Linked DNA regions of Homo sapiens: regions 1, 2 and 4 are each linked to region 3. The links are chromatin loops, found by intact Hi-C in ENCODE. Cell type or tissue: Calu3. All regions are shown on one strand.

Evidence for each region. Peaks named below come from ENCODE experiments on the same cell type or tissue, not always from the same donor. Only the 100,000 strongest peaks of a DNase experiment are listed, where the experiment ranks them.
Region 1: it touches region 3 in a loop (6-fold over the local background); 12 of 110 quality-filtered maps call a loop at or near these places.
Region 2: a loop joins it to region 3, with 16 times the contacts of the local background. A loop is called at or near these places in 70 of 110 quality-filtered maps.
Region 4: it touches region 3 in a loop (4-fold over the local background); 5 of 110 quality-filtered maps call a loop at or near these places.

Annotation. Positions count from the first base shown.
Region 1 is chr7:84,612,953-84,620,952 of GRCh38, reverse strand. No RefSeq gene overlaps it. Among named protein-coding and RNA genes, the nearest start is that of LINC03017, 84 kb to the right of the region's middle. In Calu3, no CTCF peak of the experiment used is centred here; no DNase peak of the experiment used is centred here.
Region 2 is chr7:83,928,144-83,936,143 of GRCh38, reverse strand. No RefSeq gene overlaps it. Among named protein-coding and RNA genes, the nearest start is that of SEMA3A, 260 kb to the left of the region's middle. In Calu3, no CTCF peak of the experiment used is centred here; no DNase peak of the experiment used is centred here.
Region 3 is chr7:85,019,868-85,027,867 of GRCh38, reverse strand. SEMA3D (semaphorin 3D) reads left to right here. Exons shown (of 19, transcript NM_001384900.1): 13 at 5,255-5,477; 14 at 7,547-7,635. It also overlaps the pseudogene HSPA8P16. Among named protein-coding and RNA genes, the nearest start is that of SEMA3D, 160 kb to the left of the region's middle. In Calu3, no CTCF peak of the experiment used is centred here; a DNase peak (open chromatin) is centred at 4,597.
Region 4 is chr7:84,471,380-84,479,379 of GRCh38, reverse strand. It overlaps a transcript of SEMA3A not described here. Among named protein-coding and RNA genes, the nearest start is that of LINC03017, 57 kb to the left of the region's middle. In Calu3, no CTCF peak of the experiment used is centred here; no DNase peak of the experiment used is centred here.

The DNA of each region.
Region 1 (8,000 bases), 410 kb after region 3:
TTACATGAAATGGGAAATCCCTATTCTTTGTCTCACCAACTCTCTGATGGCAGTAGTTTTGGACTAATAATGAGTGTGCTATGAAATTCTCCAGAGGTATTTAAACTGGTGTTGGAAGTTTCTTTCCCCTTGTTGTCACCATACTGCATTATAATTAAAAACATAAGGTAATCTCTTCTTTATCAGCAAATAGTTCAAGTAGCATATCTAGTCTACAATTTATGTTAGAAACATATGGACATTCAAAGAAAAACATTTGAGTAATCTTTTCAGAAGCTATTTAGAACAACAAAATATTAGTAAACCAAGTCCACAACATGTAAAAATTTATATACTATGACATCATGGGACGTATCCTAATAATATAAAGTGCTTTAACACACACATACACACACACACGTATGTGTATATATGTAGATGTTTTGTGTGTATATATATGGATGTTTATATCAAAATAATCATCTCAATATGTAGAAAAAGAATTGATGAAAACCAACACCCATGTATAATAAAAACTCTCAGTATATTTAACCTAGTAAAGGCCACATAATAAACACCCTATAGCTAACATTATAATTAGTAATAAAAGTAAGCTTTCCTTCTAAGATCTGAACAGTTTCAAGGATGTCTACTGTCATCACATCATTTAACATTGTTCCAGATATTCTGGGGAATAAAACCAAAGAAGAAATAAAAGGTATCTAGACTAGAAAAAAATAAGTAAAACTGCCTTTACGCATCATGATATGATCCTGTATACAAAAAGAAAATCCCTAAGGAATCCTCTTCAAATGTATTAGAAAAAATAAACAGCTTAAGCAAGATTATGTGATACAAGATTGATATATCTAAAATGAATTGCATTTTAATATATAAGCAATGAACAACCCAAAAATAAAATCAAGAAGAAAATTTTATTCACATTGTTATGAAAAAGAATGAAATACTTAGGCTTGGTACTGTGCCTCAGACTTATAGCCCCAGAGGTTTGGGAGGCCGAGGTGGAAGGATGACTTGAGGCCAGGAGTTCAAAACCAGCCTGAGCAACATAGAAAGATCCCATCGCCACAACAAGAGTAAAAAAAAAAAAAAAAAAAAAAAAAAAAAAAATAGGAAGAGGAAGAAGAAGAAAGAGGAGGAGGAGAAGGAAAAGGAGAAGAAAAGAAAAACAATGAAAAATTTAAAAAATTGATAAAAAAAATAGCTGGGTGTGGTGGCATGTCCCTGTATTCTTAGCTACTCAGGAGGTTGTGAGGTTGTGGTGGGAAGATTGTTTGGGCCCAGAACTTCAAGGTTATAGTGAGATATGATTGCTCCACTGCACTCCAGCCTGGGCAACAGAGTGAGACTCTGTCTCTAAAGAAAATATAAATAAAATAAAATAAAATATCATATTCAGAAATAAATTTAACAAAAGAAGTCCAAGAATAGTACACTGAAATTTATAAAACATTGTTGAAAGACATTAAAAGTGAGCCAAATAAGTGGAAATATATTCTCTGTTCATGAATTGGAAAACTTAATATTGCTAAGATGATAATTCTTCCCAGAGTAATTAATAGATTTGATATAAATCTTAACAAAGTTCCAGCAGTTTTTTTTTTTTTTGGCAGAAACTGATGTTGATTCTAAATTGTAGAAAATCTAAAAGACCTAAAATCGCCAAAACAAGTTTGAAAAAGAACAAAGTCAAAGTACTTTCATTTTCCAATTTCAAAACTTATTAAAAGTTATATTTATCAGATCTGTGTGGTATTGGCATAAGAATAAACAGGTAGATTAATAGACTAAAACTAAGAGTTCAGAAATAAATTCTAACATTTATGGTCAATTGTTTTTCAAAAAAGGTACCAAAGCAATTCACAAAAAAAGATTAACTTAGAACCTTGCCTCATACCACACACAAAAAGTAGACTGTAAATATTTCATAAAGCTACATCTTAGAATGAAAAAGATAAACTTTTTTAGATGACAACAGGAAAAAATCTTGGAGACTTTGAATTAGGCAAATATTTGAATAGGCAGCGCACCAAAGAGAATACACACACACTGATACAGACACACACATACAGATATTTAATGCACGTGTGTATACGTATATGTACGTATGTGTGGGTATATTTATGTGTAAGAATGTAAGATGTTCAACATCATTAGTCATTAGGGAAGTGCAAATTAAAATCACAATAAGAAAACACTTACATCCACTATGTTAGCTATAATAAAGACAGATAATAGCAAATGTTGAGGATCAGAGAAACAGGAAACCTCCTATAATGCTGATATGCAAGTAAAATTGTACAGCCACTTTGCAAAGCAGTTGGCAGTTTATTAAAAGTTAAATGTAAATATACTATAAAACCTATTATATTCTGTTATTATGTATCTAAAACGTATTTTTAGTGGAATCTAGAAGAACAGGTAAAATTAAAATATGTGAAAAATGTGAGGAAAGTATATCCAGTGGGGAGAAGTATGTGAAAAGATAGATAAATTTAGAGGAAACATTATTATGGCTATACCCTGTGAATGAAAAACTGAAGGAAAGAGACATAAAGGTGGATAGTAAGGTGGATGTCCACACAAAAGATCTGTGCATAAGTTATTCGTGGAAGTATTATTCAAATAGCCAAAATTAGAAACAAACTAAATGCTTATCAACTGATGAAGAAATAGACAAAGTGTTATATATCCATACAACAGAATACTAGTCAGCATTAAAAATGAACAAGCTACTGATAAATGTTACAATATCAATGAAACTCAAAAATATTATGGTAAGTAAAATAAGTCTGTCACAAGAGACCACATAATGTATAATTTCATTCATAATTCAATAAATTTACTGAAAATTTATTGAGTTGTATAATTTAAATTATAATATGTAAAATATATCTCAAAGTTGAAAAGAAATCAACAGAAGTCATTTCATTAAACACTCAACTCTAGGTTGGACCACACAGCAAATTAAGGCTGACAAATAGTGGAAAGTTTACTAGACTGCCTGTCACAAAGTAAGATTCCAGGTTCTAGCTTCTTGTTGCCAATAAAAATGTTGTGTTTGCAAGTTCCTTAACATTTCTAAACCTCAGAAGCTTCATCAGTTACAAGAGGAAGTTGGAATACGTGATTCCTAAAATCTCTAATTAGCCGTAAAATTCCATCAGTCTACTCATTTCTTAAAAATTATAGGAGACATTCATAAAATCATAGAATGGAGTGTTAGAATCTGAAGTAATATTACCACACCTTTGCCAATTTTATCAGTTTTGTAATTTTAGAAATACTTAAAAGAGTAATTTTTACTTAATTGGGCCAATTACATTTCATCGAGTATCCCCTCTATATAAACTCAGATGCTATGGAGACAGGAAAAAATGCATAATTCCACTTCAAAAAATCTTAAATTCTTAAAATATGTAGAAGTCACAAATGGATTCTATAACTCACAGATAAATGTAAAAAGCACTGACTCATAAGAGATGCAAATAAAACTCTAGAGGATTTCAACGTCAGGAGAGATTGCTTATGACAGGAAGACAATAAAAGCCTACATTTTATGGAAAAATATATTTTTAGTGGAAGCTAGAAGAACAGGTGAGATTAAAATATGTGAAAATGTAAGGAAAGTATATCCAGGGGGGAAAGATAGGAAGGTTTAGAGAAAATATTATTATGGTTGTACCCTATGAATGAAAAAGTGAAGTAAAGAGACAAAAAGGTGGAGAGTGAGTTTGAGCCAGATTGTGGAGGATGTTGAATGTCAGGCAGCCTCTCACTGATTGTTGATGAGGAATTGCCACCAACTTTTGAGCAGCAGCACAAGTGTATCAGAGGTTTGCTCTAAGAAAATTAATCTGGCCAGCCGGGTGGCTCACACCTGTAATCCCCGCTCTTTGGGAGGTTGAGGAGGTGGATCACCTGAGGTCTGGGGTTCGAGACCAGCCTGGCCAACATGGTGAATCCCCGTCTCTACTAAAGTTAGCTGGGCGTGGTGGCAGGTGCCTATAATTCCAGGTACTCAGGAGGCTGAGGGAGAAGAATCGCTTGAACCCGGGAGGTGGAGGTTGCAGTGAGCTGAAATCATGCCATTACACTCCAGCCTGGGCAAAAGAGCGACAGAGAGAGAGACTCTGTCTCAAAAAAAAAAAAAAAAAAAAAAAAAAATTAAAGTAAATTAAATTTAAAAAGGGGAAATTGGAAGTTGTGAGACTGGTTGGAATGCAAGATAATAAAGAAGTGATTATGATTAATTATAGTGAGAACAAAGAGTTTGAAATGCATGTAATTAATACAGAGGTAGAAATAATAGGCCAATATATGACCAAAATAGAATGGGTAATAATGGACAATGTTTTAAATTCTTAACATGCCGTCTCATTAAATTCTCGAAATCGTCCAATTAGACAAAAAATTATTGCCCCCATTTTATAGATTAGAAAACAGCACAAAAGATAATCCAAGTTTCTAAATATCCGTGGATGAGTTGGATTCAACTCTAGCAGGTGCAACACATTCCATTCGGATACAGGCCTCTTCACAGGTTCTGACTTAAGTCGTGGTAGCTGAAAATATTGTGGTTTCAATGGGTACACATTATGAGAGAAGACAATTTGGGAAGCAATAAAAAGTTCGGTTATGATAATATGTTTTGTTTTCCTTTACTATGTGTATGTATATGTCTGTGTGTGTGTGTGTGTGTGTCTGTTTTGAAAGTCTATAGTTCATAAATAATATTGGAAAAACCAAAACAATAGAGAATCTATGAATTTTTAAGTGAAAATCCCTATTGAAATTCTTGCATTATAATCTCACTAAGTCACTTAGTTCATGATTATGATCTTCTTTACAACAGAACTTTATAATAAGCAATTATATCCTCCTATAAAGGAGCAATATATCTTCTGTTACTTTCAAATTTCCTATACTGTTAACATTAAAATAATACAAAATAATAATGTAGAAGGTTTTTAAATTTATTTTTTAATAAAGGTAAAATAGGTAAAGAATTATATTTATAAACTGTGTATACTTGTAAATATAATACCTAACTAAAAAATGTAGATATTATTAAAAATCTTAACGTTGGTCCTTGCATTGAGGTTATGATTATATTAAATATTTTTCCTTTCTGTTTGGAGCTTTCTTGGATTTTCTAAGGGTTTGACATGCATTACTTCAGTCTTTTTTTTTTTTTTTGGTAAACAGAATTAAAATAAGAACTTTAATTATTATATCAAGTTCAGGTTCTGATTAAGTTCTGAACTGCTTCCTGAGTTACTTTTTTTTTCAACGAGCATTGAAACTTGTGATCTCCAAGAGTTATGCCTCTTTCCTTCCTTCCTCCTTGTGATTTCCCATGTTATAGAACTGATGTTTGCCTTAATCACATTTTGTTAACTATTGTGTACTTTACTGTGACAAGGAGTGATTGTTGTCTATCTAATATTTAGTTTATCCTTCTTCCTTGAAAACAGGACTTCAGTTTGATTGGGAGTGGCACACCACACAGTGAAAAATAAACAAAACAAAACAATAACAACAACAATAACAACAAAAACTCTGCATCTTGATCTTCCTTAAAGATTAAGTGCATGTGTGACACAGTTCAGTTGTCATGTGCACAAAGATTACTCAGTGTCATGTGCACATACCATGTGCTATGTGGGAGTAGGTGGTAGAAACTTACCAAGTAAGAGTCTTAAAGATGCCCTGAAGTATGCCTTTGTATTTCCTCCTTATTTCTACATGAAACAGACATGTTGACTGGAGATGCAGTATACATCTTAAAAATTAGTATTAGAAATGAATGCCTCTACTTTTATTATGCATTCTGATTAATTTAATATTACTTATAGAGGTCTTATTTCTATTAGGCCATAATAATCTGCCTCCTGTTGATACATCAGAATAAATTAAGCACAAAATATGCCCCCATGTGGCAGAATGGATTGAACACTTAGATGAAGTTCCTATTCTTTCCATTAAACAGTGACAGAGTGACAACAAATATTTCTTTTGGCCATAATTGATAATTGATGTTGAGTGAGAATTTATTTTCAATGAGAATTAAGCATCTGTTTTGTTCCTTTACAGGACATTTTTTCTCAGAATGATAACTCCATGTAATTATCAGAGAGAATAAAAATAATAGTGTAATAATAATAAACAATATAATAATAATTAAGACTTATTGAACTTGGTATGCATGAACTTTATACAGGAACATGAAGTACATGATATTTAATTCTCACAATTATTACCAAGTAGTCATCTCTATTTCCACATTTCATGAAGAAACAGAGACAAAAATAGGCTATTTAACTTGCTGAAGATCACATAGCTAGGTAATGGCAAAGTCATAACTTAAGCATTCTTCTGTTTGACTTCAAAGAGTCATGAAAGCAACGAATCCCTACACTGTTTTTGTTTTTGTTTTACCATGTTTTTATTTCCTTTGGCCAGGAGATATCTCCTACTTTATCTAAAGTGATGCCTACTTATGTGCATATAATGTACAAAGAGTTTAGCAACAAAATTCTAACTTTGACTTATTCCCATAACACTTTGAAGGGATCAGTCATTACTGCTTTAGGTCTAGCTGAGCATTAGTACAGAGAGAATATGTTTTTGTCTTCCTTTCAGTAAGATTTGCACAATGATAGTATTTATGACCTAAATAAGCACAGAATTCTATTTATCGTTAGAATTCTACATATGTAAAATAAAATCGCCAGCAATATATCACTGAAACTATTTTTGAACTGCGATCTTTTATTGATTTCTGAAATTTACCGGTAGCTAGTTGTTCATTCTGTCATTATCTTTTCATAGACTTTCTTATCAATAGTTAAAGAAAATAAAGGCTGGATTAGCAATAAACACTGTAAATCCTCTCAGCAGACATACATTCCATAAAAATTAGATAATAAAGCAGGAATAAAGAAAAGTATATACAGTTTATTTGGGGATAACTATATGATTATCTTTCTAATCGGTGTCTGATTTGCATTAGTTCCACCTTGATTGGTTATTAGACACTAGGCGTATTATGACTTACTTGCCTGAACTTCAGAGAAAACAGAAAATTCTGATGTAATCAATAATAATGAAATTAAGTTTCTTAAACATACAATGCAACTACAGAAAACATATGCCATTACAGCTGCAACAATAAAAAATCAAATAAAATTATGAAACTTGCTGAATTGTATTTGTACAGTTTTAGCACTTTTTTTGCTACCTAAATTTAATACTAAGAAGTTGCTTTTCATAAGTGCTGTTTTGGAAGAATTTCATGGTCAGCAGTCTAGTGTTCCACATCTGTTAGAAAAGCCTACCCAGGGAGTTGCTTTAGCACTAGACACATGATTAGGCACTGATAGATGCATGGCATTTAGTAATACCATTAAAATATTCTACACTGTACAATGGCAACAGATGTCTTACGTTCTAACAACTAATCAAAAAGTAAATCAACCAACATAAAAAACACATCTGGAATCCTAGAGATGGAAGAATTTAGTCATATATCATTTCGTGTTATATCAAATTTGTGTTAATTTGTAAAATGCTGTGCTGGATGTTTTTATGTAAATGAAGTAAAATATACATTTTACTCTTTGATCTCCAAAGTCATTTACTACAGAAACTCCTTTGTCAGGTTCTGAAGTGCTTCTTCCAGGGCCTGAGATAACTCAAGCTTTCTGAAATAATTCTCCTTATTAAAGCAATATGTTCAAAGTGAGCAATGCAAGTCCGCAGGGAACACTGCTGAGCAAGTAATGGTCTGATGGTGAGTTGATGGACTGTAATAATGGTCCCAGCCAATCCGGAAGGAGAACTGACAGCAGTTCAATTTGTAATGTATTTCATATGTAGAACGTATTCAGAAAAGAGTCCTAAATATTATTATTTTACATCAGTCAATTAAACTATGCAAATCATGGTATTACAGCTTTGAATTAAACTTCAGCCATCAGCCTCGAATCATTGGGAAT
Region 2 (8,000 bases), 1.1 Mb after region 3:
TATCATTTCCTCATGAAGATATTACTCCACTTCCAGTTGCATAAAATGAAGTAAAAATGCACTCTAAAAAGTAAAGTGGGATGAAAGGGGAAGAAGGAGGACAAAGGGATGTATTTTGACAGAGAACATTAACAGCAAAGTTAATTTTACCGTGAAGAGAGGGTCTTTTTGCTTCATTTCCTAAATAGTTATTTATATTTTATTGTAAATTCCTTTAGGTAAATTAGCTATTAAGTAGTGTGGAAATTCTTGATGGTTAAAACATGTTCTTGGCCGGGCGCGGTGGCTCACGCCTGTAATCCCAGCACTTTGGGAGGCCGAGGCGGGCAGATCACGAGGTCAGGAAATCGAGACCATCCTGGCTAACACGGTGAAACCCTGTCTCTACTAAAAATAAAAAAAAAAATTATCCGGGCGTGTTGGCGGGTGCCTGTAGACCCAGCTACTCGGGAGGCAGAGGCAGGAGAATGGCGTACCTGGGAGGCGGAGCCTGCAGTGAGCCGAAATCGCGCCACTGCACCCAGCCTGGGCAACAGAGCGCGACTCCGTCTAAAAAAAAAAAAAAACCATGTTCTTTACTCAAGGACATTAATATTAACATTCAAATTAGAGCAAGCGTATATCAAAAATATAACAAAATTATAAAATTGTTTTATTAATGTTAAATTATCTTCATAACGTCTTCTACTTAAAACCTAATTTATGCATGGACACTTTACACTTTTTTCTCAATTTCTGACCTTTAATTTTTAATAATGTCATTTAAACATCCATGCAGTAAAAAATTATTACATTGAAACAATTCTATTCCATCTACAATATGTACTGTGTTTCTAAATATACTTGCCAGTTCCACAGCCCCCACCTAACCCTCGTTTCCCATAAATTTTTCACAAAACTAAGTTGTGATAGTTGTAGCCAGGCCCTTCCCAGAGCTCCTTTCCGAGGACTCCCTGCCTCACACTTCAGTTGCAGGCTTCTTCAGAGATTCCTCAGCTACAGCAAACTGACTGCTCCAGTTCCCCTGTCCACCCACATCTGATGACTGCTGGGGTCAGGAATATAAAAGCCAGCCAGTTTGACTTAATTTGGGACTCCTCTGATGTGCCATTGTAGCTCCAGAACTTCTTGGAGGGTTGATTCCTGTCAACTTCAACTTCTTACCTTGAGTTTGGACTTTGTCTTGGCCCAGTCCTACTTTCTTACCCTCCTGTCCACATGGGATGACCCCAATAGTATTCCCTGGTGAACACTTTGCAGGAACTCCATCTCCTGCTTCCAGAGAAACCCAAACAGCAATTCAAGCTGAAAGACAGCCCTGTTGTGACCATGTGATTTTGTTTTGTCCTCTTCTATAGAAAAAGGCTTTATTCTTTAACTTAATCAAAATATCCTTCTCTCTTATCAAATCTTATCAAATCCATATTATACTTTTAGATAACTAAAATGCTACAAAATATATAGTGTTTGGCCATCATGTCTATTTTACATCATTGAAATATTTTACATAATCCTATATGTGTGTATGTCTATGTGTTAAAATACTGATATATTAATCTAAATTTTAAAATCTGAATATTTTATTAGAGCAATGTTTTAAATTTGAGCTGATGTTACTGTAGAATATGAATGTTTATGTATTTTAAGCTAATATGTGCCATAAAGAATATATGCTTTTCATAACTTGAGATGGTTGAAATATTTTATCTTTACAAGTTAATAAAGTGGTACTCAGTACCTTCAGCTTTAAAAAAAAAAAGGCTTTTTCTTTCAAGAACTAGAATTTTAAGACAGAAGAAAAATGCCCTCTAGTGGTAAATATTAAGAAAATACTTTTTAGTGTATTAAATTAATATGTTTAACAAATATTTATTAATTTTCTACTATGCTTTGGTTGCTCTGGTTAAGTCCCAGGACACAACTGTGAATAAAATAAAAAAGGGTACAAGACCTCTTCTGATGTGCATTACGGTGAGAATAAGACAAACTTTAAAAAGAAAACAATTAAAATAAGTCCATATTTAGTGTATAAAATGAAGGGAACAAACAAGAATCTGAGATAGAGAACAGTGAGAGGAAACTTGCTTTAATTATTAAATGCCATTTATGCTAGTATTTCTAGGAAGCGTCAATCTTTTAATTTATATTTTGTGAACTAAAGGTGGTTGTCTTTGTTGCTGTTCCTTTTTTTAAAACATTCAAGACACATGACGGTGTAAAACTAGAATCTCAAATCAAAAAAAGAACCTGGAGCTAAATCAATTGTCCAGGGACATTTTGGAATACTAATTCATATACACAACACACCTAAAATTTTGCAGAGTAATTTTTCAGGTTTTGCAAAACAACAAAGAAAAGGAAACCCACCATATTACCAGTAGGAGGGATTCACAAATGCATAATAATTCAGAGCCCTCCTCTCCACTACAAGAAAATAAATAAAACTCATGTGAATTCCCTAATCCTATCAATTAGATGAGCAATGGGGAAAAGAAAAAGTTTTTCCAGATCCTACAAGATCCCACTGCCTCCATCATTGATATTCCCTGAACTTGTCAAAGTTAGTCCCAAAGTTAAACCTAACATGCTGCTTACAAATTGTCCCTGGGCAACTTCAATCTCCTAAACACATCCACAATTCTAGCGTTTTTTACAAGTAGTTCAAGGCCGGGTAAGGATAGTTGCTAGAAGAGGTAACTCCTGAAATCTCAGTAGCATATTATAATAAAAATGTGTTTGTTTGCTTGTTTGTTTACTTTAGTCCATGTAAAGTTCAATGAAGTGTTGCTGATGAGGAGTGGGGAGGAGTAGAGAAGGGACGTATTTTCCTGGAAGCCCTAAAGGGTCTCAGGTTATGGAAGCTGTAATACTTTCAACTCATGCTCTCTCAGGTGAACTTGGGCATCAAAATCCAGCTTGTAGATGGAAATGTAATCACACAGATAGTCTGAGTTGCATGTATCATTTCACTGCCATTCTGTGGCCAGTAGTTATTTACAGGCAACATCTTACTGCAAGAGAGTCTAAAAACAGGTCATTCATATTCCCAGGTAGGAGAAGAAAACAGAATGACAAACAGCTACACATCATTATATAACATTTCAGAAATATATCCACCCATTAGTTTGATTATCAAACAGCAACAAACTTGGAGTATCATTTTGTTGATAGCTAAAAATTGATTTAAAGAAAGCTTCTTTATAACAAATTTTTATGGTTAATAAAAAACAATTTATGTGGAAATGAATAACAGTGTTAGTTTGAATTTTTAATAATGTATATGCATTTTGAATTTTAAATTTTTAATGTGTATCTATCCCTAAAGAATGCCACAAACTCTCAAAGCCTTTCTAAATGACTACTTAAATAATTTTATGGCTGGGCACTGTGGCTCATGCCTGTAATCCCAGCACTTTGGGAGGTAGAGGTGGGTGGATCACTTGAGGTCAGGAGTTAGAGACCAGCTTGGCCAACATGGTGAAACCCTGTCTCTACTAAAAATACAAAAAAAATTAGCCAAGCATGGTGGCAAGCGCCTGTAATCCCAGCTACTTAGGAAGCTGAAGCAGGTGAATCGCTTGAACCCAGGAGGCAGGGGTTGCCACGAGCTGAGATCGTGCCACTGCACTCCAGCCTGGCAACAGAGTGAGACTTCGTCTCAATAATAATAATAATAATAATAGTAATAATAATAATAATAATGTTATAAAATATTCTACATCCTGGAAATATTATCTAATAAGATCACTATGTTATCTCTACGTTGTGCCATATATATGCTTTTAGTAGGAGACTACATACATAGCTTAATGCAAAGTATTTGTATTAAGGGAATTCGGAGATTCTACATACAGAGTCAGGCCTAATGGTGATAATATTTTAAAGTATACTGAATCTAAATAGCTGAGTTTCCTGCTCAAGCAAAAGCTATGTAGACAAATGAGCAGTTAGGTTGTAATATTGAAACTGAACATAGATAGCTGAGTCCTTCTTCATGCTTAATGATTGACAATGGGCATATTGTATTGGGTAGTTAATGCTGTGGACTAATACACTTTATAACCAAATCAAGCTCGATATTTTGTTTATGTGTCTCTCCTCTGAGTAGAAGAGTTTTCAATGTTATTGGAATATTCAGGATGTTGATTTCTACATTGCATAATATTAATCACCCATGGATTTGACTTGAAGCCCAAATCTGAAACCACTCCTCTATTTACATTTTTTCTTAGCATCTTTTTCATAGCCTTGCATACACTGACATTATTCCAAGCTATAGTCCCCTCACTTTTATATCTGGCCACTTCCCACTATTCAGCCTCCTGTGCAGGCTAAAATCCACTTTTATTATAATAATTGGTACTCTCCCAAACATACAATGATCTGCAGTGTTTCTCAGCCCTTGCCTGGAAGATGCTTTTGTGCCTTTTAAAAATGCTACAATTCTAGCTCAAATGGTACCTCTATAAAATCTTCTCCAACTCTTTCTCCCACCAAAGATTTAGCATCTCCCTTGACAATGATCTCACAAAATTACAGTGCCTTTCCCAACGAATTTTGTGTTTGCCTACCTCCCCCAGTACAATGAAAGCATCTCAAGGAAACTACCTTTTCTGTGGTGTGCTTGCTTCGCTAACTAGAATATGGCTTAGAAGCCAGTTACCTGTGGCTTATGGGCAGTGATAAAACTTTGTAAGTGATAAGACAATCAAAAACAAAAAGAAAGCACACTGTTTTGGATGTCTCTAGGCTGGATTTAGGCTGCATGCTACCAGCTTGAAATGCCCTTGATTAAGGTGAACTTACCAAGGCCTGACTGTATGTGTTTTGACAAATGTATTCTCAGTGCCCAGCCCAGTGCCTGACCCAGGATCCAAGATCAAGAGCTGTTAATAAATAACCAAATAACTGATGAATCAATGAAAATAAATGGGGAAAGAGCTTATTATTACACCAAAAGCATAACTGATTTTATTTTTGAAACATATTTTGCCCAACATCACATGCTGTATCTCTGTGCACATTTCCTAATCTGTTGCTCTTTTCCCATCTGCTCTAAAAGCATCAACTTTTTAAAATGATTCACAAAGGATGCTAGACAACTCTTAATTTTCTGGTTTATAAACCAGCTAATAAAGTAGAGAAATCTGGTATTACATCGGGTAAATAAATAATTCACAGGGCCATTTGTTATAGGTGAAGATAAAAGAAATTGTGAATTATAGGGCCTAACAACTAGTAATGTGAATGAAAAAATGTCATTCCAATGAATGAAATGTATATGAACGTTACATTCATTTATTCATTTTTCCCCTCAGGATTAAGGTAATCATATTCAGGAACTAAATACTCTAACAGGACTCTGAATAAAAGAGTTGAGGCCAGAAAGCAGTTTGTCAGCAATCATGGAGAAAATTATTTTAAGTACACACCCACTAAAAGATCATGTTCAGCTGCTGACATGGTTTGGCTGTGTCCCCACCCAAATCTCATCTTTAATTGTAATCCCTATAATCCCCATATGTCAAGGGAGGGACCTGGTGGAGGGGATTGGATTATGGGGGCAGTTTTCCCCATGCTATTCTCATGATAGTGAGTGAGTTCTCACAAGATCTGATGGTTTTATAAGTATTTGTCAGTTCCTCCTTTACACACTCAGACTTTCTCCTGCCACATTGTGTAGAAGATGCCTGCTTCCCCTTTTGCCATGATTGTAAGTTTCCTGAGGCCTCCCCAGCCTTGCAGAACTGTCAGTCAATTAAAATTCCTTTGCATAAAGGCTACCCAGTCTCAGGCAGGATCTTTACAGCGGCATAAGTACGGACTAATACAGCTGCCCAGTATTTCCTTTGTTTTTGTTGAGAAAAAGAGAAATGGCTTTAAGCTTTTTAAAATAAATTACTCATGTGGCCAAGAAGCATATGAATAAAAGCTCAATATCACTGATTGTTAGAAAAATGCAAATCAAAACTACAATGAGACACCATCTCATACCAGTCACATTGGCTATTACTAAAATGTCAAAAAATAAGAGACACTGGCCAGGTTGCAGAGAAAAGGGAACACTTATACACTGTTATTGGGAGTATAAATTAGTTCAATCATTGTGAAAAGCAGTGTGGCAATTCCTCAAAGACCTAAAAACAGAACTACCATTCAATCCAGCAATCCCACTACTGGGTATATATCAGAGGATTAGAAATCATTCTAATACAGCGACACATGCGCACGTGTCCATTGCAGCACTATTCACAGTAGCAAAGACACGGAATCCACCTAAATGCCCAACAGTGATGGATTGTATAAAGAAAATGTAGTGCATATACACCATGGAATACTATGCAGCCATAAAAATAATGAGATTATGTCTTTTGTGGGAACATGGATGGAACTGGAGGCCACTATCCTTAGCAAACTAACACAGGAACAGAAAACAAATTACTGCACGTCATCACTTATAAGTGGGAGCTAAATGATGAGAACACACGGAAACAGACACTGGCACTTACTTGAGGGTGGGAGGAAAAGGTGGAGCAAAAAAACAATACTGTTGAGCACTAGACTTAGAACCTGGGTGATGAAATAATCTGTACAACAAACCCCCTTGACATGAGTTTACCTATTAGGTTGGTCCAAAAGTAATTGTCATTTTTCCATTATTTTTAATGGCAAAGACTGCAATTACTTTTGGACCAATCTAATATATAACAAACTTGCATGTGTACTCCTGAAATAAAAATAAAAGTTGAAAAACAAATAAACAAAATTATTGAAAATTTATTATAAGTAGAAGGTAGGTGGCAACTTAAACCAGCTGCTAGTAGAAAACCTAGCTCCTGCTATGATGAGTTTTAGTGAGGAGCAGTTGGTTCTAAATGATAGTTTGAAAACCTAAGAGCATTGGCCTCTCCAACTACAGGTCAAAAAAATACAAGAATAATTTGTTAAAGATCAAGGAAATAGAAAATCTTGATACATTTTCTCACACAACTACTTCTTCTTAAATTCATTCTAAAGTAAATTAAAATACATGTTGGAATTTATTGTTGTCCTTTCCTCTTATGCTCTGGCTTGGGAAGGACAACTTAAGGTTGAGAATGATGCCCTCTATAGCATGATAAGCTAGAGACTTAGTTACAAGTGAACACTTTGTGTGATCCTTTTCCTCACTTGTCACTCCACTAAATAATCTTTTTATCTCTTTTTCCACTAGAAAAGTGGGTCTCAATGTGTTTTCTGTGGACCCCTTGGGAACCCCAAGTCCATTCAGTGGATTCATAAGGTCAAAAATATATTAATAATACTAATGCATCATTTGCCTTTTCACCTTCATTCATACATAGGTGTACAGTGGAGTTTTTTAGAGGCACCCTTCTCTGTGCAATGTGACAGAAGATGACAGGAGAATCTTGCTCTTTTTTACTGCCAGATATTATAGAAAGTTGCTAAAATGTAAAATAATGCCACTCAAACTGAATTCTGACAACAACCTGAATTAGTTTGGGAATGGATTTGTCACTAGATCCTCCATGAAAGAATAGTCTTGCCCACAACTTGATGTGTTCCTTTTGCAATGCAGAACAGAGAAGCAGCCAAGCTGCATGGTGCCTAGACTTCTGGCCCAGTGAAATTGAGAGATAATAAATGGATATTGCTTGATGTGAACAACAAATTTACAAATGTTTGGTATTCTACTCTGGTGACAACAAGAAATTAATATAGGAGATAACTAATCCCATGGTTTTGATTTTTAAAGGAATGTGCATTCAACAAATATTTGCCAAAGAATACTAGTGAGACGTGTGGAAGTTAAGCATTTTCTAGTACTCTAGGTATATAAGATAACATATTTTTTCATATATAATGTGTATACAGATTAGTATTTTGTAACTACATGTTATGACACTGGAAATGGAAAGATGACACTCCTTTCCTTTGAAACGATAAAATAGGTTTTAATATTACTTATATTAAAAGCACTGTGAGTAATGTTTCTATTG
Region 3 (8,000 bases):
TGGTGCCAAGATCAATACCAATTGCAGGTCACTTAGACACAGATGTTTGTGTGCATGGTCAGCTCAGATTTCAAAGTGAGACACAGAACCCCAAAAGCTGCTGCTGTGTTCAATGAGACCCTTGTTTAATATTCCTTTTATGTTGGGAAAACAAACATTAAGCCGCATAAAACATCAAAAACACTAAGCTAACCTCCTTCTTCCTGTCTTCCATGGTTTTACTTCTGAATATAATATGTCCTTTTAGTGAGAAAATAAAGTAAAATAAAATATCCTATAAATCTTGGTTAACAAAACTTGACTAAGAATATTCTGTAAAACTTTATTAAGAAAAAAATATTTTCAACTACCACCAATGTAAAATAATGAAATATCTCTCCCTCTGCAAGATTTCAAATCTTTGTCTAACAAAAAGCCCCATATGTACAACTCACATTGGTTTTCACTGGAGAAAATCAATGGCAAATGCTAAAAATTTCCTCTCTTTGCTGTAGGGCCTTTATTGTTCCCCCTTTTTGCTATAAGATAAAACCTCCAAACTTGAGATATACGTGTAGATGTGTCTGACAGTCATTTATTTCCCACTAAATCATTAGACTTTCTAACATTGTAAGAGTCATTGAAAAATTATAAAGTTCTTTTGATTCTGGGTCCACTGAAAAATTCGTCTTACAAATGCACTACCCTGAACCAGCTCTGGGCCCTGGCATACCGTTCGGTTGTAGAAAGATCTTTTTTACTCTAACATATCAAGGCATCACTGCCATGCCTGAGCTTGGTTTCTGATTTTGCTTTACAGAAGTAAATCTTGGAGAAGATAGATCATAGGATAATAATACATAATATCAACAATTGGGTTTCCATAGTGGACTTGAAGTATGTAATGTGTTCTTCAACTAGAACTGGAATATTGCTTAGAAATTCCAATTTTTACCTTGCTTAATCTTCTCAACAGCAGGGGTTTGAGGTAACCATGGATTCCACAAGTTCAAAACTTTTTAGCTACCCTGTTTTCTCTTTCTGCCCCACCTAAACTATTTTACTTGAGCTTTAGCATGATTCTAAATACACTCTTTTCCTAAGGAGCTGATGGTTCTCAGAATATATGTATTTCTTAACCTCATACATTAGATTTTAATTGTAAACTATGCTGATCCCATTAAGTAAGAGTTTTAAAAGACATGTTTTATAGTTGACTTTCAAACATAGGTGTAACTGACCAAAGAAAAAAATGTAATTCAAAAATAATATCCAGAACTTTCTATTAATTTGTCTAGTGTTAGACTATGATAGTCTTACCAAAGGAGACTGAAAACTACAGAGTATGATGCAGGAATTCTCTCATAATGTCTCACACTATCTTCCCATTTGTGTACCTGAGGAATGTAGCTAACATCTTATTGCTATTGTTTGTTTCATTTAAGCAAGTCTTTCCTAATTAATTCAAAATCTGTGGAAAACTTTTGGGGATATCTCATTATAGGCATCAGTGGCTCACTCATGTCTCTCTATCATATTGAATTCACAGTTTTATTTTCTCTTTAATATTTGCTCACTCCATCACCTTCCACTTATTGGATAACAATTACTTTATCATCTCTCTAAATTACTGAGGATATCTCTAGTTCTGTTCATTCATTCCTGGTGTTGGTTCTAGAAGGGAGAAGCAGAGGCAGGACTAGACTCTGGATATCCTGAGTCCAGATTCCTAAAACAGATTACACTAAAGGACACGTATCACAAAATATCACTATCATTTCCCTTTAACTGTGTGTAGGCCATGTTTCCCTAAAATGGAGATAGTCAAGGGGCTTCCAAAAGGAATTAACCTTCCCAACTGGCTTTCAGCTTTATTTTCCAGAGGGCAAACAATTTGCTTTTAAAATGAAGTTCTTCAAATCCCAGGCTATTTACTATGTTCAATAGTGTTTTGCTTTTTCTGGCATAGAAATTCCTTTAAGAGAAAGGGAACCTTAAAGAAAAGGAGAGGGAGAGGGAAGGAGAGAAATTACCTCTGTATGTTTGCCCCGGCCTCTTTGTCTCTGATATTTAATACAGGGTCTTTCCTTGCCTTTATCTGTTGTAGGTTGACTCTTCGATGAATAAGCAGGGGTATAAGACGGCAACTGTTACATTTGCATTTTTACTCTATAAATAAAACTCAGGCTTCTGAAAATGAAAGCCTAGTTCAGTCTTTCTTTTGCCATGTCTTCCCTCACATTAGTCATTCCTCTGACTTGTTTCAAAGGAAACTGCAACCTGTAGAGAATAGCCTGAAGCTGCGGGGAGAAAAAACCTTTGACAGCTGTCTGGGGCTTTGCCAAGGGGAAAAGTTCTCTCTTTGGATAAAAACCATTTTTCTCCTCTTATCCATTGCTTCCCATTCCACTACTAAAGGCCCTAGACAAACACGCAGACTTGCCAAGCATAACATGATCACACCTAGCCAGCTATGGCAGCCAGCCATGGGAGATAGGCCCTGAACCAGGGCTGGTTGCTGTTGGGTTTCCACTTTCATCTCAGGGTGTGTCTAGGCAGGTTCTATTTTCTCTTCTTCTTTTGTGCTGGTATTAATATTTCCAGCACAAGAGAAGAATACTGTCTTTGAGTATTTTACAACAGCGGGTAGAGACACAGATAAGTTTCCTGATTTATTTCCTACTCTCCTAGGAGCTAATCTGGCAAATTAAGAAAACTGGAGGCAGAAATAAATGTCCCCGTATGGTATGTTCAGGTGGGCTGTGTTAATACCTAGAAATTAAAAGTACATACATACGGAGAAAAACCCACTAGATTTCTAATACCTGAGATGTATAGCTGCCATAGGAGAATTTTCTAGAATTTGTTAAAGGAAAATAACTGAATATGAATGACCATCCGCTTTAGATGTATCATTTCCCTACACTTTCTCTTTTCTTTTACGAAATTTTTCTTTCCTACTTTACTCTTACCTACATACATTGCTTGGCATCTCATTATTTTTAGATCTGTGTGCAGCACAGCTATATGATATCAACGCAAAAATTCCACTGGTTTGAATGTACTGAAATAACAATATTTGATTCAAACTGTACTATCCTAAACCTCAGAGAGTAACTCTACCAAATCATTTTCATTTGTGCAAGCATAGTGGAGACGCAGACCTGAGATATCATGCATAGCAATTGAGAGGATAAAGATCTTGTCCAAACACTGGCAACATGCCATGAGGAAAAGCTGCCATAAGAAAAAATATATATTTTCAAAGATCATTTTATAGTCAATAGAAACCAGGTTTTCCTTCCTTTTTTTCCGCCTTAGATTTTATTACACTTAAACCATTTTTGTCGGAGCAATGAGGAAAATTCATATTTATTTTTTCTAAGTGTTCATATTTTCATTCAGCTATACTTTCTTGCATTAAAATTTCTAATTATTTAACAATTTGATATCAAAAACTACGGCTTGAATGTCATGATATTATTTCTTTGAAAACTTTGGCTACTGCACAACTACAGCTGCAAAGTCAAAAGTGATTTTTTCTTAAGTTGGAGGGCTTTTTAAAAACTGTGTGCAGGCAAAATCTTGCTCTGGGTTTGATTTTAATGATACACCAACCAGATTGAACCATAGGCATTATAAGCCTACTATGAATTGTCTTTGACTGAGCCTCAAACATGCAGCCTATAATTGGACAAGAGCTTTGTATCATTTGAGCTCCATATCCATTTTGAGTCCCTGCTTAATCTATTTAATGCAAGGTTCTTCCATTATTGAGTTGACGGATTCCGCTTGGCTGAAGGTTAAGTGCTGGAAATAATGACTGAACGTGCAGACTTAGATCTTTAGACCAACATCCAGTTAAGAATATGTTAAGTAAATGCAAAGTGGATAATATTCTAGGACGTTTCTAATCTCTCTGGTACAGACCTGGGACAAATAACTAAATATCCAGAAAGTATCAGTTTCTTAATACCAGACATTGAAAATTTTTGTTAAAGATAAAGATATTCTTAAATTATTTATAGAAAAACATTAACAGACTTTTAGTACAACCTCTTTGATATTTCTTCTAATTCATAATAAGCCATTATGATTTTATTGGTATAAAATTTGGGGTCAAAGTCAAATATTGGGACTAGTTCTAGTATCTTCAGCTCCCTAAGAATGACCCTCTTGAATATTTTGAGAAGTACATTATGTTTTTGGAGCCTTGTCATGATTCTAATTAGTGCCAAGTTTAAATGGTTCAGTTCCATGGAGACTGTTTCCAACTTCTCTAAAAACTGAAACAAAGAAAAGCACCATTAAAAAAATCTGTCCTTACTGTCAATCATTTTATTCTCTATGACTGCATCAATTGACTAAAGTTTTCCTCTCCAAAAGAATGCATTAGTCCATTGAGAATTCAAATGTGATAAAAGAATCGTTCTATACGAGGTACCTTCCTAAATTGCAATATGTTTAAACATAAAATAGATTTAGGATGTGGGAGAGGTGATATTTTCTGGAAAAAAAAAGTCTAATTATAAGGTGTTTTTTCCCCTTTATTTTTGGATAAAGGCACATAAAATTCATTTGATTTGAACCATTTTGAACTTTTTACTCTTACCACCAGGGGGCAGGTCATGCTAACTATTGATTTAGTGGATGCTGAAAGGCACATAAGGCAATTTTAGAAAGAAGTATAAAATTCCCTAACAGTTTCTTTGCAGACTCTTTAGGAGAAGAGCTGTTGAATTGTTCAAAGTGTAATTTTCACACTAATCATAAAAGAAACTACATAATTACAATTTCAAACTATTAAATACTTTGAAATTAATTTTTGTGAACTGTTTGTTCCTTTTTTATTTTTTAATTAAACATGGTTTCATTTGAACTGAAATTATAAATTACTCAAAGGAAATTGAAAATAATGGCTTTCCACGTGTTCTCATGTTTATAGATCAGTTTCTTAACAGTTATTTCAAGTTAGATTTCAAATATCTTCATTAGAAACAATCTTCAGAAGAAATAATCTTCATAAGAAAAGAATTCACTATGGAAACATTATAAAATGCAGAGGTAATTTAGAAAATTTTTGAAGGAGAAAACTGGGTTTAAATTTATTAGAGGCACGCTGCATTTATTTACAAGTACACATGATTCCATATTGACTCTGTTGTCCATTCATTTAATATTATTGATGATAAGCTATACAAATTTTATTGGAAATAAGTGTGAACTTCTCAGGTGCATAAACAATGTCTTTACTTTCCTCCACATTTATTTTCAGTGTCCAAGCAAAACCTATGACCCACTGATTAAGTCCACCCGAGATTTTCCAGATGATGTCATCAGTTTCATAAAGCGGCACTCTGTGATGTATAAGTCCGTATACCCAGTTGCAGGAGGACCAACGTTCAAGAGAATCAATGTGGATTACAGACTGACACAGATAGTGGTGGATCATGTCATTGCAGAAGATGGCCAGTACGATGTAATGTTTCTTGGAACAGGTAAGCTAAAACTAGATTAGGATTTTTTCAAAAGGAATTTTTCATTATTAGACAAAGAGAAGAACAACTTCAAAAATATTTATTGGTCAAAATAAAAATGAGTAATTATTAGATAAAACCTTGTCAGCATTTCTTAAAATTATGTAGCTTTTAATTGATAATCATAAATATCTCCCAACTTCAAATCTGAGATTTCAAAATGTATTTGACAGCAATGTGTCTACTCTACATTACATGCTCAATACATATTTGTTGAATGATTTTGAACTACAATTAAACAAGTAGGGCAAAGTAATGTTTATTTTCAAACTTTGCCTTTCCCTCTCTTTGCAAGTATATTCCCAAAAGATTCCTTCACCTGATTTTGAGAATCACTGACTTAGTTGACTTAAGATAGATTTTCAGAAACATTAAACATTACTTTGTAAAGACCTTTAAATAGAAACTTCTTGGAGATTATCTTTCTTCTTGAATTTTGTGCATTAAAATGTATTTCCTAGACTCAGATTTTAAGCCCATTGTATTTTTTCTTTGTCTGTCAACTCAGTAACTATAAAATGATTAAAATGTTTTTATAAAAAGAAAAACTTAATCTCAAAAAAAGTAAAAGTATTAGCTAATAATGTCATGGGAATTCTACTGGCAGTAAAGATAACATGTATCATTAAAACAAAAGCACTGTATTCCATATCATATTATATAACTTAATGGATCAAGCATTTCATAAAGAATTAAAAATTAAGAATTTTCAACAAACAAGACTTTTTATTAGAATAGATATTTAAGAGTTCAAAACAATTTTAGAATAATTTTATTTTTAAAAATTATGGATCTTATAGAAGTTAGGTTTATTAGGAAGTATGTGTGTGACGGAATCAGAGGACCTTTGTCATTGATTGTCAAACCTGATTATTTTGAAGATGGCAATTCCACAAACCAGAAAAATAAGGGATATTCCCAAGACAAAAGAGATGGCTGTTGAAGGGTCAAAAGTAGAATTAATTAGTTGCTATTAATTCCCACAAGTTTGACGCTTAATTTGTACTGTCCACCCAAAACTAGGTGTTCAACAGTTCACTGCAATGAATGTCATTTAGCCACTAGGTGGTAATATCTAACCTTTACTGAGAAAATTATAGACTGCTAAGATAGGTTTTTAATTTTGACATTTGGAAAAATGTACATTTAATATTCTTTAAAGATCCCAGAGTTATTTAAAAACAATTAAATAATTCAGACTATTTTGTGCGAACAGGATCATTATTATATACGTTACTATACTCCAACCCCAGTGCTCAGAAGTTTAAAAATGCCTATATTATATAAATTAAAGTGGGATTTTTTTTTTCTTTTTCTAAACTGTTCTTTTAATTTTCTTTCTGTACTAACCTGACACTTCATTTAATTTCAATGTAAGATGATGTATTTAAGATACCTCTTTTAAATGTCAATTTTTGGTTTGCATTATCAACCTTGTATTAAGTTGAACTTAAATAATTTTAAACAAACCTTCCATTTCTCATCTATTAATAAGGATTCTGAAGATAGAATACATTTGAAGAGTGAGCTACAATTTCCCTCAGATAGCTTCAATGATTTTTTTGTTCATTTGACAACATTATTAAAAGAATATATATCTGTCTTTCATGGTGAATTGGATATAATAACTACTTAATAAATATATATTACATGGAAGGAAGAGAGAGAATTTGTTATTTTAATATATTTTTAACTTTTTCAGTTAAGGTCCAAAACGTTTGCTCTATTAACGTTTCAAACAATATTTAAATTATACATATATATCTATATATTACTTTTGTTAAGAATATACTCTGAATATGCATCCTTTAACATTCTCTCTATAAATGGGTGTTCTACTAGCTAAAAGCTATATTTTGGGAGGACAAAACTTAAACATTAAGCTTCAGTTCATGCATGTTTCATTTAATCTGTTTTTTGAAAGGCATTTAAAGAGAAGTGAGGGGAATGATTTGCAGGTTTCTAGGGATATGCTTACCACTAATTTTTGAGATAGAAACAATGGGATCATGGGTTATGCATTTTTTCAGACATTGGAACTGTCCTCAAAGTTGTCAGCATTTCAAAGGAAAAGTGGAATATGGAAGAGGTAGTGCTGGAGGAGTTGCAGATATTCAAGGTAAGACTCAGTCCAGAGTGCCAGGAGAAAAGATGTTGAAACTGAGTAGCGCTTGTTATAGGGCACCCTTGTTTTAATACATCATCAGGTTACCTGAAGAAGCCTTTGAAATTAGCTTTCTTAGTTTTCTTTTCCCAAAGCAGTGGAAAAAGTTTTATAAGCGACTAGGAATGGGACTCACCTTCCTCTGTAGAATACCGCTGAATTCAGGGCTCCCGGGATTGCCTCTCATTACTGCATTCTCTAAGCATATAGTCAGACAAATTGCCACATTAAATGAAAGCCTGGGGTCTCTTTTACTATCCAGATGCTTTTCTACTTTATAAATTTTACTTTTCAATTTTTCCCCAATTGAATTTGAGAAA
Region 4 (8,000 bases), 550 kb after region 3:
GGGTCTTTACCTATGTCTGTATCCCCCGTTTGCTGTTTAATTGGCTATTAGCTAGAACTGATTGATAGACATAAAGACTTTTTTTAAGGAATTGACAGCTATGTAAATATAGCACTTAACCTTAAGCACTTAGCCATTAACCTTAATCACTGTCCATTAACCTTAAGGCACCCCAGGTTTCTCCCCTTACAATCCCCCAAAGCAGACCCTACTTGATGCATTTTTTACCATGAAAAATAATCTTAGTAGAATGTCTTTATTATTCTGTGGATAGCTGTAAAAATTATATTTTGAAAAAGAACACTTGACCTAATTGTTTTATAGTTACTAATGTATTTTCCAGATGTCCAAAGAAAGATAAGAAATTGGGAAATTGTTTTGAGGAGCACATTAGTATATATTTGACAAGAGAAGGACTAGAGGATGCTTTTATAAGTATGATTTTATATAAGGTTGATAATCACAGGCGTGTCATATCACCTTCTATTTAACTTAGAAAATTTATAAAAAATAAATAATATTTTCTATAGCTATTGCTAAAAAGATTTAATTATTGTTAATTCCAGACATATGGGAGTAACTAATAATTTTAAGAATAGAGACTGCTTGATATTTTCTAACTAATGTCAAATTATAACAGAGAAAAAGAATAAATGAAATTCCTTTCTTTAAACATAACACTTTAGATTTGTTTTTTTTTAATATTCTTGTCCCATAAATCTAACTAATTATATTGAAATATTACCTTTTAAAATAATCCTTTGTAGTCTATAAAATCTATATTTTCTCTTTTGGATGTTTCACAAAGACCATATAAAATAATAATTATACATTATTGGAAAGAAACAAAATTTCATGTTAATATATTCCATTTCATTGTATTTTTTATATCATGGTTTTATTTTCACCAAGATCTATATTTACTAAGCATGAATTGAGTAAAATAACATTACAAAGTTGCAAAAAGTTTTGTATGTAATTTTATATGCAATTATGTTTTATGACTAATCCTTGGGGTGAAAACAGTAAGTCAGGGAAGTTCCCATTGTATTCTGAACATAATACATCTTAGGGTGAGGTCAGGTAGAGTGTGGGAGGATGGCTGGGGATGGGGAGGTAGAAAGAACACCTTGCTTATTCAGGAAAGCAACTTGATACTAATGGACTGATTATTTTTAGCTTTGCCAGAGTGCTCAGTTTTGCTCCAAGTCCCGCAGGGAACTGACACTAGAAGGTGTGAGCAACTGAGGGCAGGGGAGGGTCTCTCTTACCACTAAATTTCAAAGTATATTTTAACGAATGTGAAATCTCACTGGAATAACAAACCAGTGTAACATGATGACTTCAACTCTAAAAAGATGTTACCTCAACACCAGGCTGCTTAGCTGTTCATTTGGAATTTTACAGTTACCTAACATAGGAGGAAGGTGATAATGAGGGTGACTTGGCAAAAGAAAGTCCAGGCAGAATGAGCTCCACAAAGGCAAATCAAATGCCAACATTGACCATGTGTTTTGAAAATCAACAAATCAATAACTTTCACGGAAATTGCATGCAGGTCGTATGTTTATTTCATTCACTGAACATTTTTACCATGCAGTCATTCATGACCAAGAGGATGCTCTCAGAGATAGACATATGCTAAGAGGATATTAATTCACTGTTTCATTCTTTATTTTGTAGATCTCACACCCCAACACCTCTATAGATATGGAAATATATCTTAGTTATATCACTATACATAGGCCTTCTTTTCACACAAGATGATGAAAAAACAAGCAAATTTAGCTGAGAATCTGAGCAAATAAGTGGGAGTAAATTTCTATCTTTTCAGAATGTCTTCTCCAATATACACATTTTATTTATTTAAACAACATTGCTTGAGGAACCATTTTATGCAAAGAATATTTTAAGTCTTTTTTTTTTTTTTTTTTTTTTTTTGAGACAGAGTCTCGCTCTGTAGCCCAGGCTGGAGTGCAGCATTGTGATCTCGGCTCACTGCAACTTCTGCCTCCCAGGTTCAGGTGATTCTCCTGCCTCAGCCTCCCGAGTAGCTGGGACTACAGGTGCCCTCCACCATGCCTGGCTAATTTTTTTGTATTTTTAGTAGAGACGGAGTTTCACCATATTGGACAGGCTGGTCTTGAACTCCTGACCTTGTGATCCGCCCACCTCGGCACCCCAAAGTGCTGGGATTACAGGTGTGAGCCACAGCACCCTGCCTATTTTAAGTCATTTTAATTGTTGAAATAGTGATGTAAACATATAAAGGATTTTTTTTGAAAAATATATATATATATATATATTTTTTTTTTTTAACAAACACATGGCATATACTCTACCATACTGCTTTTTACTCTACAGAGGAACAACTAGAAGTAAGATAAGTCTCTTTCCTTTAGCACAAGTGTTAAGTGTTATAAAAGAGGTTAATTAAATACTGGAAAACTGATCAAAATGTTATCTTATTATTTTTTTCTTCAGAACATGGCTAAGAATTATTAATAATCGTAGTTATGTCTCTAAGTTACAAGAAATAGTCAACTTAATGTCAGCACAGTGAAGAGCAAATTATTGATATTGTGCAAGTTTGTTTCTTGCGTTAGATTTTCAGCTACAATGTAAGAATCTGGAATCAATAATTTGTGCGTTTTCTAACTATATTTTTCTACTTTATCACTTTTTGGTTAATTTATCCGTTTTAATTATTACATCTAAGGAATACAAGATTTTAATATCTTATTTTTCTAGGTAATAGCAACACAATACATTCAGTATTTACAAATGATAGAATTTTATATACTTTTAGGCACTTGAATGCCTACAATGTTGTAGGCATTCATGCTATTTGTTGGATGTTGTTTCAATTAAGCACTGTCAGTCTAATTTAATGAAACTATCTTCAAGTGTTACTACTCTACTGCATTATTTTGCAGACTCTATATGGGTGTTTGGCTCTACATTTAGACGACAACTAAGACACATTGAAAAAAAATTTTTTCTTTTCTTTTTTTTTTTTTTGAGATGGAGTCTTGCTCTGTCACCCAGGCTGGAGTGCAGTGGTGCGATCTCGGCTCACTGCAACCTCCGCCTCCCGGGTTGAAGCGATTCTCCTGCCTCAGCCCTCCTGAGTAGCTGGGATTACAGGTGCACGCCACCACGCCTGACTAATTTTGTTTGTATTTTTAGTAGAGACGGGGTTTCACCACATTGGTCAGGCTGCTCTCGAACTCCTGACCTCATGATCCACCTGCCTTGGCCTCCCAAAGTGCTGGGACTACAGGCATGAGCCACCGCACCTGGCCAAAAAAAATTTTTAAACAACTTTCTTTATCTTATCTCTAAGTTCTAAGGAAATATAAAACTTTTATGGAAATTGAAAACTATCATCATGCATATTGTATCTTTCCTGCAAAACTGGCTTTATTTGTATGTTTTACTAAGATGTATCTTAATCTAGATTCATGTGAAAACTAAAGATTAAGTCTACCATGACAACAAAACCAGTCCAAAAAAATAATGCTGAAACATTTTAGGGAGAACTGCAAAGGTTGAGACTATTCTATAGGGAATAATTTGCTTTGATCCAAGTGTCTAGGGATGAAAGCAGAAACAAGTGCCACAGGTAGTCTGGAGTTCTGTAAGTAAACCCATATTCCTGTACTCATCATCTGTAAGTTAACAAATTATTTGCTCAGCACTAGTTACTAATGCTATACTGGAAAAAAAAGTGAAGCAAATAGGGGCACCTCCGACTTTCCAATTAAACCACCAGGTTGCATGTTATGTGAATTTTCTTTTTAAAAATCTGCCCTTGAAATTCATTTTGTGATCATATTTTTATATAATAGATTTAGGTGAGCGTGTAAAACGTACCCCAATAAAGTCTGCTCTAACATCTGTATGGCTGCTTTTCTCACTTGAGATTTTCTCAAATGTTAAAAATTTAAGGAAATTCTATCTGTTTCCTATGAATTTTTTAACCTTAAAACAGCAACCAAACAAACCACCACCACTCCAAAAGCAATGACAAGGAAACAGCACAAGCACTCATCACATTCACAGACACCCTGACACAGAATGAACAAACAAACATATAAGCAGACAGAAAAAACAAACCAACGACAAAAACAGACTCTCTCTCTCTAACAATCCATTATTGTTAGGAAATTTCAGGTTGAATATGTATAGTTAAAAAAAAAACAAAACACACATTCACCAGGGAGTATGAGATGGGCTGTACCACTCCCCTCTTTCCCAGCCCCTGCACTCCTGGGACCCGGCACTCTTGGGGGTTGGGGGAGAAGGGGGAGCAAGAACTCTGGTGCCTCCAGCCCATCTGAGGCCTTAGGTAAGAAGAATGATGTCACAGATGTTTCACTTTTTTTTCTTCATCCTATTTCCTTCTCTTTTCTTAGGCGTTTAAATAGTTTTCTCTCTTTATAGTTTCTCTTCACTTTTTTTTTTAAACCTCTAATATTTCTCCAAAGCGTTCTGATCCCCTAAAATAGAGAGACAATTCTTCTGACTAAATATAAACATTTATTCCTACTGGTCCTTTGTATTTTCTCTCCATTTTTACTGTGTATGGGGCTTATTTTTTCTCAGGTAGAAGCAAGGGTGTTAGGATCATCAGCAGCAGTTCTGATCTCTAGGGGTGTATTGAAGAATACCGGCTATTAATTAACAGTTTATGATGTGCCTCACACTCTGCAGAGGAAGCACTCTATAAAACTGTCAGGTAGTAATAACTCAGCTCCCTTCTTTGGGCTCTGGACCCATCAGCTCTTACACTCCTGATGGGGAAAAAGAGTCATCTTCCTCATTACACCTACCTAGAGGATACAGTGTCAAGTGTAAAAGCTGCTACAAAGAGGAGTAGTCATTAAGTATTTCAAAATGATTTCAAATGTTACTCTGGGAGAGAGAGAAAAAAAAAGGAGCAGTCCTCAACATACTGTCAAAGGAGGGAACTACACAATCTGCGTAGGGGAGCAGAATTTCTCATACAGTAATTTTCCTATCTGGGAAACAACCTGTCTTAGGAACAAGCCTCAGATTCGCTTTTTTCAAAGTCTGTCTTCACTACACAAGAAGGCTTGTCCTAGGTGAAGTTTCTATGTAATGCTGTTTTTGAAATACAATTTGCATATTTTTATTCGTTTTCTCACTTAAAATAATAGACTGTTTTCTCTAGCAAAGTTCAGGTTTAGCTCTTTTCTCTAATCATATAATTTTGTAATATTATGTTATAGTCAGATAAAACAGAAAGAAACTTATTTCCAAGGCTGAGAGATAAGAAAATTGAAAGAGTTAGGATTCTCCCACTTCTTAGTAGATGAGACCGAAAGCCATTGTTGCAGTGATGGAAAACACACAGCCATGGAGGGTTTGGAACTGATTCAGATCTTCAACAAGATCCTGACTTATGTGCGGCTCAGGGATCTGGTCTTTTGCTCAATAAAGGTATGGAAAATAGAACTATAACTCATTCCTGACTCAGCACAGTGTTGTTAATATTTGTCTTTTTAATGTTCTTAATTTAAAATTTTACTCTTAGAACCAATGTTTAGTATTATTTCTATAATTTTGAGGCTCCTAGTCATTATTTAAAATGTTTTTGTTAGTTTCTGTGCAGTCTGATTTATCAGATATTTATATTTAACTATTCCATAGAAATTAAAATATTTAGGCCAGGAGCAGTGGCTCATGCCTGTAAACCCAGCACTTTGGGAGGCCGAGGAGGGTGGCTAACTAGAGGTCAGGAGTTGGAGTCCAGCCTGGTTAGTATGTTGAAACCCTGTCTCTACTAAAAATACAAAAATTAGCCAGGCGTGGTGGTGCACACCTGTAATCCCAGCTACTCAGGAGGCAAGAGAATCTCTTAAACCAGGGAGGCAGAAGTTGCAATGAGCCGAGAATGTGCCACTGCACTCCAGCCTGGGCAACAGAGTGAGATTCAATCGCAAATAATAATAATAATAATATTATAATAATAATAATAATACAAAAATATAAAGTATATAAGATTTATCTATAGATGACATTTTAATATTTCCCAATTCTTTGTTCCTGTGAATAATTTTATTCATTTTAAAGTTATAGTTATAGAGAATAAAAAAGTGACTAAACACAAAAATTTATAATAAAACCTTCAGAGGAAATAACAAAGAAGGAAACTAATACTTAAGAAGTATGTAGGTTTCACACACACACACACACACACACACACACACACCATTTCTTTTTTCCCATTAAGCCCAAACAATACTTCTCTGAAGCAATTTTATGTATGGTATTCCAAAGAGATTAAGTAAATTATAGAGTTTCTTATCTAGATTTAGTGGCAGAGCTGTAATTTAGACCTAGACCTAATTCCAAAATCAAGTTTTGGAACACCGAATATACAGTACCGTTTTTAATGCCACTAATGCTGTCACATGAGGATCTCTCTAAACTAATAGCAGTATTAAAAGCTGTTGTTAATTATATCATCTGCCACTTTGGGAGGTAATACTACTTCTTAAATGTCAATGTTTCCTTTTGTTTGAATGTTATTTTTCCTTAACATAAGCTATTGATATGATTATATGGATCGATTTGGTTTAGTGGGATTATGTTCTTCTGAAATAATATGGTAAATTATGTAATGCTAACAGTTTAAGAGCAGGATATTGTTTTCTGATTGAGTTCCTCTAATATGATCCTGTGCGACATATAAGTTTACTTTTAACAGAAGATTTTATTTAGCTCTAAAATATTTAAAGGTGTTTTGAAATTTGACAAACATTGAACATTGTATCTGATAGAAATGTGGTGACATGTTTTAGCTGAAAAACAGAAAACAAGACACACAAAATACAGATTGAAAAATGGAACAAACATTGGGAGCTTCATGATACAAATACAATACACATAATATAATACGAAGCACGAAGCACTAATGCGTTTTAGCCTATTTGTCTAATAATGAAGATGTTAGTTAAGCTCTCCTTGCAATTTAAGATCTACATCTTTACCTCAGCTCCTCCTTGTCCCAACCCACATCCCATGAAAGACCAAAGTCTTCCTCAAAATTTCTGCATATTTCTGAAGCATGTGTTCGAGTGGGGGAGTGGGAAAATATAACTCATGTTTGTCATTGTATCTCTTGACTCTAACCTAACTTTTCCTCAGTTCATGAACAATATTATCATTTTTCTCTTTTACTTATATGGACATGTAATCACATACACTCACACATGCCTGCTTTTCTATTATAGCCATATATATTAATATTTTATTATAGACTGGACACTCATTTTAGGTTAAGTAATCCTCAGAGATATGTACTATTTATTCATTGAGTTAGTCTCTTAAAACTGTATTAAATTTGGTTAGCGATCAGTGTCAGGTCAATGCAATTAATAATAATCATGGGCATTAACCTAAGATACCAAAAGAAAAAAAAAAACCTGAAAGTCAGATGATTTGAAGATCCACTAATCCTAATGTGCTTTTTACAATTAGAAGCAGCAAATTTGTATTGGAATAAGGGATCTAAAAAAAGATTTCCCCAGCCAGCCTTATGTATAAAAGTATGTTTCCCTAGAAACCAAGAAAAATATGCACAGAAATATGGATGGTTTAGACTGTTTCTTTTTGGTTGGGGGAATTGGGGATTTTGTTGCACTCTAGCAATTCCAGGTCTAGATTTCATAACGCTTTCATTCTCTCTTTCTCTCATGAGGATATAAAGCCATTGGGATAGGTTGCTAACACAATTTCTATTTTTGTCCCTCAAAAACCTGGTATTATTGTCTCACAAATCTAAGGTTTGCTTTTTTAACATCACTGTAAATTTCAAGGTCTTTTGATTCTTCCCGCATAGACGTGTTTAGTTATGCCATAGAAAGACAAGATGTATTACATTAAGCAACATTTCCAACATTTCATTAAAAATCTTGCACTGAAAAAAGATACTTAAATATCTCCTTTAGGGATGTCCTTACGTCCTTTTA